2 separate regions of the Homo sapiens genome follow, and region 1 is linked to region 2. Evidence: read pairs that join two places in POLR2A ChIA-PET (ENCODE). Cell type or tissue: PC-9. All regions are shown on one strand. Links, peaks and the distances in the headings refer to the core of each region. The heading gives the core; the rest is flanking DNA. Region 1 has its middle 35 kb from the start of MAL-AS1. Region 2 overlaps ZNF514 (zinc finger protein 514).

Region 1 (5,376 bases), core at 217-5,216, 86 kb before region 2:
GCAAGGAGTAACCCACGATAAAGACAGGGCAAGGGGGCAAAAAGGGGCTGGGGAGGCTCACTGAAGGCAACTTCCAGGTCTATTGCCCACTGGGAGTCTGGCCCCGTGGCCTCCACTTTCTAGGGTGAGAGCTGGTGACACCTGTGGATCATGCAGGACAGACCTCCACCGGTGGCTGGAATGAGGGGCACGGCTGCCCCTCACATCATGCACCCATCACCCAGCACAGTCCAGGTGTGTTGTACCATGGGTGTTAGGTGGCACGATGGTGGTGATGAGGATGTAATCCACTGGCTTAAACCCTGCCCAGCTCACATACTCCCTCCTCCAGGGCGCTACACCTGTCCCACTCCTGCTTCTGGGCATCCTGGCTCCCCACACCCCACCTGCTGTCCTTAAGCCTGCAAGCCCCCACCCTCCAGACCCCACTCCCGATACTCCACTGCCTCCCAGACACCATGGCTGGGTCTCAGCTGATGCTCACCCATAGCCACCCTCAACAGGCTAGGAGGACTGAGAGGCCCCACGCAGCCCCCCAGGACAGCTGTTGGCCGAGGGAAGAGGAAGAGAATTGACCCTGAGGGCCCCACCCATGGTTCATCCCTGCCACCAAGCCAGGAGACGGTGGCCCGCAGGGGAAGTGCAGGTGGAAGGACAGCATATTTTCATGGACTACTCACTTCTACAATCGGGGCTGGGGCCTCCAATCTAGGCCCGTGCCCCATCTTGGACAAACAATGACAGGAATGTGCACCGAGATGGTGTGCCCAGCCAAGCCAGCCTGGGTGGCCAGATGCTGGGATAGGGCCTGCCCTGCCCTTCACCCTACTTTCTGAGGTGGGCAGTTTTCTGGCTCTGGTGCTGACAGGCGAAGGCTAAAGATACCCAGTTCTCTGGTGGCTGTCCCCACAGAGTACACTCTCGGACACTGGCACTGTCCCTGCTGGAATGGAAGGGGCAGGGTTTCTGGCCTCACTTGGCAGGAAGGTGGGTAGAAAGAGGTTAAGGAGGGACAGAGAAAGCTGGCCACATGGTCAGTCTCGTGCCCCATCCCACTCGCTCCATCTGCTGAATGTCGTTACCTCCTGTATCAAACATGAGGCCCCACAGCGGCCGGTGTGCATTCTCCATATAAGTGGAACTAAGAGCTCCGCACGTGTTCTCCACTGTCACCTCAAGACAATCCTCCTAGGGAGATGCTACGATCATTTCCACCATGCAGATGAGGAAGCAGGTTCTCTGAGGCTGAATCGTGCCTGGCTAATGCCACACACAGATGAAGCCAGGCAGAGGCATCACGTAGACTTCTGCATCCTCAGTGTTCCCTGTCTCCCTGTGAGTCTGTCTTCCCTTGAGCACTCTTCCCACCCTAGCCCTGTACGCAGACTGCGCTGGATGCACGCTCTCCGCTGTCCCGGCTTCCCTCTGAGGCTTAAAAGGGCTATTGTTCCCAACGATGCCTGCACTTTGGCCAGGGAACCTCTGGTGCATGGGGCACCAGAATGGGGAGTATTTGGGGATTTGGAAAGAAAAAACTAATGTTTTACAGTAAAACTTACTGGTGGGGTGCAGTGGCTCTTGCCTGTAATCCCAGTACTTTGGTGGGAGCTTCGCTTGAGGTTAGGAGTTTGAGACCAGCCTGGGCAACACAGGGAGACCCTGCTTCTACAAAAAAAAAATTAATTATCTGAGCATGGTGGTGTGCATCTGTGTTTCCAGCTATTCAGGAGGCTGAGGTGGGAGGATCTCCTGAGGCCAGAAGGTTGAGACTGCAGTGAGCTATGATTGGGCCACTGCACTCCAGCCTGGGCAACAGAGCAAGATCCTGTCTCCAAACAAAAAAGAAAAAAAAGTGTTTACTTTACACCCCAAACAGGAATGGTGCTATCTTTTGACCTAACAGGACTCAGATGAGACTTTAGTAAAGAAGACAGTTGCCTGATCCTGTTTTGCTTTCTGTATTGTTTCAGGGGAATAGAATGCAAGCATTTCCCAGTCCAGACAGGCAGGTCCCCTGGCCCCAACAGTGGCCTGGTCCTGACATAGGGTCCAGGTTTGGGAAGAGGCTGGCTGTTCAGGTCTGTTCACTCCTTCCTGCTCTGAAGCCTGTCTTGCTGAGCATGTGCTTCCCGCAGGGGTGAGAGGACAAACCCAGAGGAGCAGCCCCTCCACCCAGTGTTTGAGGAGCTGTAAGCAAGCCCCAGCAGACTCAAGCAAGCTCCAGTCGAGTTAATTCCCAGACAACTGTGAGAGAGAACAGGCTGCAGAGGCCATCTGAGGTCTGCAGCGAGTGGTTGGGGACAGAGAGAGGTGCAAGGGACAGGCATGGATGAAAGCGCCCCTTCCTTGGGCACCAGCACACTGACAGCTGTGGTTCTGGTGTGCGGCCTTGGCTCCGTGGGGCCTCCACATCCACACACAGACCCTTGTGAGGTGCAAAGCCGTGGTCCAGCCACCTGCCCAGACAGTGGGTGCCAGGGAGCCTTCCTTCCTCCCCAGCCACGGAGACACAGCCCTCTCCCTTCCTGCCCTCCTACCCGGGGTGCTGAGAACAGTCTGTGTCTTCACAGAATCGGTGCACCCTTGCCTCCTACCCAAGCAGGGCCTCAGTCAGCGACTGAAGCATCCTGTGGAACTCACTCAATCCTCAAGCCCCTATTGGTCACTCCTTTGGCACAAGGAGTAACTTCACCTCCTACTTCTAAAAATAGAAATTTTTTAGTTAAAAAAAAAAAAGAAGCTTCCCTATTAGAGGAAGGGACCCTTCCTGGACCCCTTCTTCCTGCCCATCCCTCCCTCTCTACAAACCCACCTCCATCCTCCCAGTCACATCCACCCCCACTGCCAGACTCGGGCCTCCTTCCAACACAGCTGTCTCCCCCATCTTCAGTGGCTGTTCTGCTCCCTTCGGGGTCGCCCCCACGGCATCCAGTCCAATCTCAGCATCCTTCAAGACAACAGCACCACCAACACACCCAAAACCAGATGAATACATAAGCAAAAATGAAAATGCGAAAATCTCACAACACCCAAATCACACCAGACCCAAGAAAACCACCAATCCCGCTCCTCTTGTCCCCTGCCCAGCCCGACTCCTTGAAAGAGTCAGCCCACAGCTCTGCCCATTCCTCTGCCTCCAATGTGCTCTCTTCATTTGTGTTAGTAATCCTTACATTTTTATTTCTACCAAGCATAGATGTGAACGTGGTTTGAAGGCTCAAATAGTTCATAAAAGCTCCCAATACTCCCTGCACTCCTGCCCTCCTGCACTCTCCTCTTCCCCTAGAGGCAGAGAGGCAGCTGCTTCCACCTCTCATGCTAATCGTGTTGGCATTTGCTCTGTGTGTAAATAACAAGTCTGTGTTGAAGCTTCCTGGGTTTTTAGATTTAGGTTTTCTTGCTGGGCGTGGTGGTTCACACCTGTAATCCCAGCGCTTAGGTAGGCAGAGACAGGAGAATTGTTTAAGCACAGGAGACTTGCCTGGGCAACATAGCCAGGCCCAGTTCTCCACAAAAAGGAAAAAAAAAAGTAGATTTACAGACTCCTCACTTCCTCACTTTGGATGATGAGAATTGAGCTCTTGTCCTTCTCCATCCCCACCTCCTGCATTCAGTTCCTCTCCCTCCACCCTCCTGTGTGGCTGCGTGGTAATCTTGTGCAGGTCAGAATTCATCGTTTGTAGTGCTGTATTAAGCTATGTCATGCTATTCAGAGACAAGCCATTCAGTGCACCAGAACTACTTCTTTCTTTTGTTTCCCATGATGCTAATAATTGCCTGCGGTTTGGGGTTTTGTGGGGTTTTTTGGGGGTTTTTTGTTTTTTTGTTTTTGTTTTTCAAGAGAAGGGGCTTATTTTCTTCTATTTACTTATTAATTCAACTCAAATCTGGTGACAATTTTTTTTTTTTTTTTGAGACAGTCTCGCTCTGTTGTCCAAGCTGGAGTGCAGTGGCACGATCACAGCTCACTGCAGCCTCAGTGTCCCAGGGTCAAGCCGTCCTCCCACCTCAGCCTCCTGAGTAGCTGGGACTACAGATGTGCACCCACAAGCTTGGCTGATTTTTTTCTTTGTAGAGACAAGATCTCGCTATGTTGCCCAGGCTGGTCCAAACTCCTGGGCCGTGACAATTTTTTAAGTCTCCCTCAAGATCATCAGACACATCAGGTATTCTTCCTCCTCCTGGGGGGTCTCTCCCAGAGCCTTCCCACTCTCACTAGGTGCCCTCAATGCCTGGGGCCCGCGGTCCCTGCGTCATCTTCCTGGATGCCCCTCCTTGCCCCTGTACCCCTCTCCCCTTTCCTGCTGTGTGCACAGCTAGCTCTTGCCCCTTTAGGCTCACTCATGCGGGGACACATGCTCTGGTGACCTCCTAGGAAACTGTTTAATGGGAGTTGAGATGGCTGAGTTTTAGACTGCTACTGTTGGACAATGTTTTATTCTACCTTCACCCTTGATTAATAGTTAAGCTGAGAATAAAACTGGGGTTAAATAATTTTCGTTCAAAATGTGAGAGGCATAGTTCTATTGCATTCAAGCTTCCAGAGTTACTATTTCTTCCATGATTTCCTCTGCTATTTTTCTGTCCTGTTTAGGGCTTTCTATTATTTGTGTATCCAATTTTCTGAACTGGCTCGCTAAGCTTCTTTATTTTACTGTCTTCTTCTTCTTTTTTTTTTTTTTTCTGAGACGGAGTCTCTGTCTGTCGCCCAGGCTGCAGTGCAGTAGCGCGATCTTGGCTCACTGCAACCTCTGCCTCCCTGATTCAAGTGATTCTCCTGCCTCAGCCTTCTGAGTAGCTGAGATTACAGGCACACATCACCACGCCCAGCTAATTTTTGTATTTTTAGTAGAGACGGGGTTTCATCATGTTGGTCAGGCTGGTCTTGAACTCTTGACCTCGTGATCCACCCGCCTCGGCCTCCCAAAGTGCTGGGATTACAGGCGTGAGCCACCGTGCCCAGCTATTTTACTGTCTTCTATCTCTGTCATTTTGCTCTACTTTCTGGGAAGTTCCTCAAATTTGTCATCCTATTCTACTGAGTTTTTAATTTTTATTGTTAATTTTTAAAAACTTATTTCTAAGAGCTTTCTTCTGTGCTCTGATTTTCCTTTTCAAAGTCATCCTTCTTTGCTTCATGGATCTGTTATCTTTTCTTTTTTCCCCTCCTAGGGTATGAATAATCGTATGGATGTTTTCTTCTCCTTTATACTCACTTTTTGTTTCTTTTGAGCTCTCTGTTTTATATTAAAGGCATTCCTGGGATTTCTGGAAATCTTTGTTTAATAGCTTATATTTGAAAAACAACCTTATTGGGGCTGGGCACAGTGGCTCACGCCTATAATCCCAGCACTTTGGGAGGCCAAGGCGCGTGGG
Region 2 (5,376 bases), core at 137-5,136:
TAGTCTTAAGGTCTCTGTTTTAAGGCAAATGCTGGTCAACTGTGCCTACAGGTCACTCATATTTATCTCAGAATAAATCTCTTAAAATATTTTACCATTTGACTTTTTCCATTGTCATCTGGTTCAGGAAACAAGAAAGTGGTAAAGTGATAAAAAATTATTTAAATAGATCAAGACAGTGATACGATTTACCACAAGTCTAGATATTGTCCATTTTTAAAAACTTACACAAACAAATATGTTTATGATTACAAATGGTAAGATATGACTTCATATCAGTTTTCAAGAGAACACCTCTCCAAGGAAGGGAAATTTACACAGGTTTCTGACTGATTATGTAGGCTTTAGGTAAGTAGAGAAGGTGCCCCCGGCTGATAGAACAGCTAAGGTAAAGGTTTGCAGGCTGAGATGTGGAAAGGCATGTCTGAGGGATGACAAGAGAGCATTTGTGTGCAATGGAGGCTTCTGTCAGGAGCAGCAGGAGGTTGGAGCAGCCTAAAGAGGGCATTATATACCACACACGGGGGGTGAGGATTTATCTTGTAGGCCGTGCAAAGGATTTTTGGAGGGCAGGACACTGGGTTCAAACTGGTAAGTATGGTTAATATGGCAAGGATACATGAGAAGAGGAGACAGATTTTGGACGAAGACCAGTTACAAAATTGTGACAGATGTCTAGGTATAAAGTGATCTGGGTAGGTACAGAAAAGGGCACTGGGAAAAAAGGGAGAGACGGAGCAAGAAAATATTTGCTATTTCTGCTCCTGTAAACCTTGGCTGTCCAGGAATAAATTTCTGTGTGATCTTGACCTCAGCTGTCCAAGTACTTCCAGATCCAGATGCCTCCTGTGCATCCTACCTGCCCTGGCCAACCTTGTGGACTCTTAGACCCAGCCTGTCTGCATGGGCCCACTTTGAGCTGGTTCCCTGAATTCTGGGCTCAACTTCCTCATCTGGACTTTAAATGCTTAAAGTATTTTCCTCAGTATAAGCTAATCCTTATTAGGCAAGTATCCTTTGGTCTACGCCAGCTCCTGGTCTAGGCTTCTCCACCTGAGTTACAGAGCCAACATGGTAGGAACTTTAAAGCAGAGCCTGACAAGGTTCTGAGACCCAGTAAATGTAGGGGTAACTGTTACAGAAAATAAAAAGTGATACCAAAAATGCATAGATGGCTTGAAGTAACAAACAAAACAGGAATACTTGTTTAGCAATGGTTGGTATATGTGTAAATTTGATTTTGAAAAATGATTTTATTGAGGTATATTTACCATAAAATCTGCCCATATAAAGTGAACAATTCAATGATTTTTAGTGAAGTTACCAAATCGTTCAACCATCACCACCATCTAGTTTTAGAACATTTTCGTCACCCTAAAAAGATTCCTTGTAACATTTGCAGTTACTTTGTTTCTGAAGATCTGCCATTTCTGGACATTTCCTAAAATGGTACTAGAAAATACCTGGTCTCTGGCATCTGCCTTCTTTCACTTAGAATCACGTTTTTGAGATCTGGATTGTGCATAATACCCATATTTTAGTTGTTTTTTTTTTTTTTTTCTGAGACGGAGTCTCACTCTGTCTCCCAGGCTGGAGTGCAGTGGCGTGATCTCGGCTGACTGCAAGCTCTGCCTCCCCGATTCACGCCATTCTCCTGTCTCAGCCTTCCAAGTAGCTGGGACTACAGGCGCCCGCCACCATGCCTGGCTAATTTTTTTGTATTTTTAGGAGAGACAGGGTTTCACTGTGTTAGCCAGGATGGTCTCGAACTCCTGACCTCGTGATCTGTCCGCCTCGGCCTCCCAAAGTGCTGAGGTTACAGGCGTGAGCCACCGCGCCCAGCCTATTTTAGTAATTTTAATGTTTAAACAAGGTTTCATTTCATTTCAAAAATTCCAAATCTATTAGCATAAAGATGTAACAAAAATTGCTTTTTGCTCAATCCTAGACCACTCCATTGCCTCACAAAGAAAGGTAACATGTGCTACAGAGAAAGAAGTGCATAGAGGTGTTGTACTGCAAAGATCCAGTCTATTAATCTCCATACTACAGCTGTGAACCACAGGAAAGAGGCCCAGCCCAGTTAGGACTATAGGCCAAGGCATGTCACTTTCTGAACATCAGTTTTATTAGCTCTAAAATACGACTGGGCTAGATCATGGGTAGCTGTCTACCTTTCTCAGCCTCCATCCTCTGCACCCATGCATGACACCCTGCCCCGTCAGTAACAGCATGAGGAGGCAATGCACAAGTGTCGTTATACAAATGGCCCCACCAGGCAGAAAATCACCAGACAAGGTGATTTCTCAGCTTCTTTTCAGCTCTAGTTTTATACATCTCAAGTTGGAAAGGAACTTTCCTCACATTCATCATGTTCCCAAGGTTTCTCTTTGAGATGAATACTGAAGCTTGAACTCTACTAATGGGTTTTCCCAGTTTCACTAAATTTGAAGAGTTGCTCTAGCACAAATTCTCTAATGTACAAATTCTCTAACGTGTTTTGGTGGAACATCCACCAAAGCCCTTCCCACATTCATCACGTCACCAGAGTTTCCAGCTAGTAGGGAGAGTTCTAAGGGGTTTATAAAGCAATGAGGTTTGGCTGAAGGCTCTCCCACATTACCCACATTCACAGGTTTTTCTCAGGTATGAATTTTCTGATGCTTAATAAGGGATGAGCCCTGACTGAAGGCCTTCCTCTATTTCCTGCTTTCATAGGGCCTCTCTCTAGTATGTGTTCTTGATGCTTAGTAAAGGAAGAGATACAACTGAAGATTTTTCCATACTTACCACACTTGTAGGATTTCTCTCCAGTACAAGTTATCTGATTTTCTTAAAGAATCAGTATGTAACTGAAGGCTTGCCACACTCACTGCATTGATAAGGCTCCTCCCCAGTGTCGGCTGTCTGATGCTGAATAATATGCATCCTCTGATCAAAGCGTTCCCACATTCATTACATTCACGTGGTTTCTCACTAGTATGGATTCTCCCATGTTTGGTAAGAGAGGGGAAGCCCACCCCCTCTTGACATTGACAGGGATTCTCTTTAGTAATTATTGCCTGATGTGGAACAAGATGTGGTCTTCCCACATACATTACACCTTTAGGATCTCTCTCTGATATGAATTCTTTAAGTTCCAGTGATGTCTGCACTCCAGCTGAAAGCCCTTCTATATTCACTGAATTTATAGGGTTTTTTTTCCAGCATGACTTCTCTGATGTTTAATAAGGGATGCAGTATGAGCAAAGGCCCTTCCACACTCATTACATTTGTAGGGTTTCTCTCCAGTGTGAAATCTGTAATGTTGAGTGAGAGATGAACTCTGGCTGAAGGCTCTCCCACATTTATTACATTTGTAAGGTTTCTCTCCAGTATGAAATCTGTAATGCACAATGAGTGATGAGCTCTGGCTGAAGGTTCTCCCACATTCCCGGCATTCATAGGGCTTTTCTCCAGTATGAGTCCTCTGATGCTTAATAAGGGATGAAGTGTGACCAAAGGCTCGTCCACATTCATTACATTTGTAGGGTTTCTCTCCAGTGTGAAATCTATAGTGCAGAACAAGAGACGAACTCTGGCTGAAGGCTCTCCCACATTCACTGCATTCATAGGGCTTTTCTCCAGTATGAGTTCTTTGATGTTTAATAAGGGATGAAATATGACCAAAGGCTCTTCCACAGTCACTGCATTCATACGGCTTTTCTCCAGTGTGACATCGCTGATGGCGCCTAAGTTCTGACTGGAAGTGAAAGGACTTCCCACACTCATTACATTTACAAGATTTCTTTTCTGGGTGGGTTCTCTGAGAGTTGTTTCCCCCTAAAGTCTGCCTGAATTCTGTATCACATTTATAAGATCCTTCTCCCATGAGAATGCTGTGTTGGTTAACAAGGACTGATCTTAAACCTAAGCTTCTCCCAAATCCATTCCATTTATAATCTCTGCTAAGGGTGGTGGCAGATTTGTGAATGGTTGACATTTGTTTCAGGTGTCTCTCCTGTTTTATCTGCTGCATCTCTAACTGGCCATCACAACCGCAGGCTGCTTTCAACTTCGAGAACTGCAGCACATCTTGAATGTGTTTTTCCACTGATACTACCTGGAATAATTCTTCTTTGGAAATTCCCCAACTTGGCATTGATTCCTTGGATTTAGACCTTCTCTTCCAGTCTGTTAAAAAAAAAAAAAAAAAAAGAAGACATTCTAGTATGTAGAATGTCCTATGTAGCAAGAAAAGCAAGCTCCTATAATGAATGTGAAATAATTAAGCTTTAAAATAACACCTAAAAGGGACGTACAGATTTTTTCAATAATGGCTTATGTCTGAAGATGGTTTTGGAGTATCAAGAATGAGTGATGAGCAGATGACTGGAGATTAAGAAAATCTGAGAGATATGTGTTTAGATTCCAGTACACAAGGTAAGTCCAAAGACTAAAGATGAGAGGAGGGTAGGAAGGGTGACAAGGAAATAGACTAAGTGTAAAGGATGGAGACAAAAATCAATAAACCAAGTATAGGATCGTAAGTCACCCAGGTACAGATTCTATATTCTCACAATTTCTTCAAGCCTACATAATTGTAACAGAATTCTACCCAGTCTTCCTACCTCCAGGTTTCCTGAAACCCTTCACTTTCTTCTTTTCCAAATGCCCATTTCCTTAAGTTTCTTCCCAGTCTTAATCTTCCAAAGGCTCTCCAGTGCCTACAGGATAAACCCTTTATCTTCCACTATAGCTCTATAATACTTTACCAGGTCCTGTCCTCTTTTTCAGCAAGTGCCTTGAGCACAGAAACTGGCTGCCTTCCTGTTTCCCATATATCCACTGCCCCTCTCACCACTCTCTTTCTTTAAGACTTTGCGTACCTTTCAGGGACAAGCTCATGTCCTCCACGAAGTATTCTTTTAACACCTTAGTGCACACCCTATATTATTATATATTATGCACATATACATATAACATGTATCATATTACTCTATATGATAGGAAGAGAAACTCTCCCCTAAAGATGCCCATGCCCTAATCACAAGAACCTGTGAGTGGGTTACCTTATATGACAAAAGGGACTTTGCAGATGTGATTAAGAGCACAGACCTGGAGATGGGGAGATTATCCTGGATTATTTAAATAGGTCAAATCTAATCATGAGTGCTTAAAATCGGAGAGCATTTCCTGGCTGGGCAGAAAGATGTGTAAACCATTGTTGGCTTTGAAGATGGACGAGGGGCACTTTCAGTCAAGTAATCTGGCAGTCTCTAGAAGCTGGGAACACCCATCTGTTTATAGCCAGCAAGAAAACAAGGACCTCGGTTTTATAACTGCAAGGTATTGGTTCTGCCAACAACCCAAATGAAAAGAAAAAAGGTGCCCAGC

Evidence for each region. ChIA-PET counts read pairs that join two places held together with the same protein. Peaks named below come from ENCODE experiments on the same cell type or tissue, not always from the same donor. Only the 100,000 strongest peaks of a DNase experiment are listed, where the experiment ranks them.
Region 1: POLR2A ChIA-PET joins it to region 2 with 5 read pairs; 7 of 35 experiments call an interaction of 5 or more read pairs at or near these places.

What each region holds. Positions count from the first base shown.
Region 1 is chr2:95,059,544-95,064,919 of GRCh38, forward strand. No RefSeq gene overlaps it. Among named protein-coding and RNA genes, the nearest start is that of MAL-AS1, 35 kb to the left of the region's middle. RefSeq lists an enhancer at 3,344-3,533. In PC-9, for the core only: no CTCF peak of the experiment used is centred there; DNase peaks (open chromatin) are centred at 708 and 3,338; H3K4me3 peaks cover 840 bases; H3K27ac peaks cover 4,257 bases.
Region 2 is chr2:95,146,095-95,151,470 of GRCh38, forward strand. It overlaps ZNF514 (zinc finger protein 514), which reads right to left. Exons shown (of 5, transcript NM_032788.3): 5 at 1-4,173. The coding sequence ends at 3,188. Among named protein-coding and RNA genes, the nearest start is that of ZNF514, 11 kb to the right of the region's middle. In PC-9, for the core only: no CTCF peak of the experiment used is centred there; no DNase peak of the experiment used is centred there.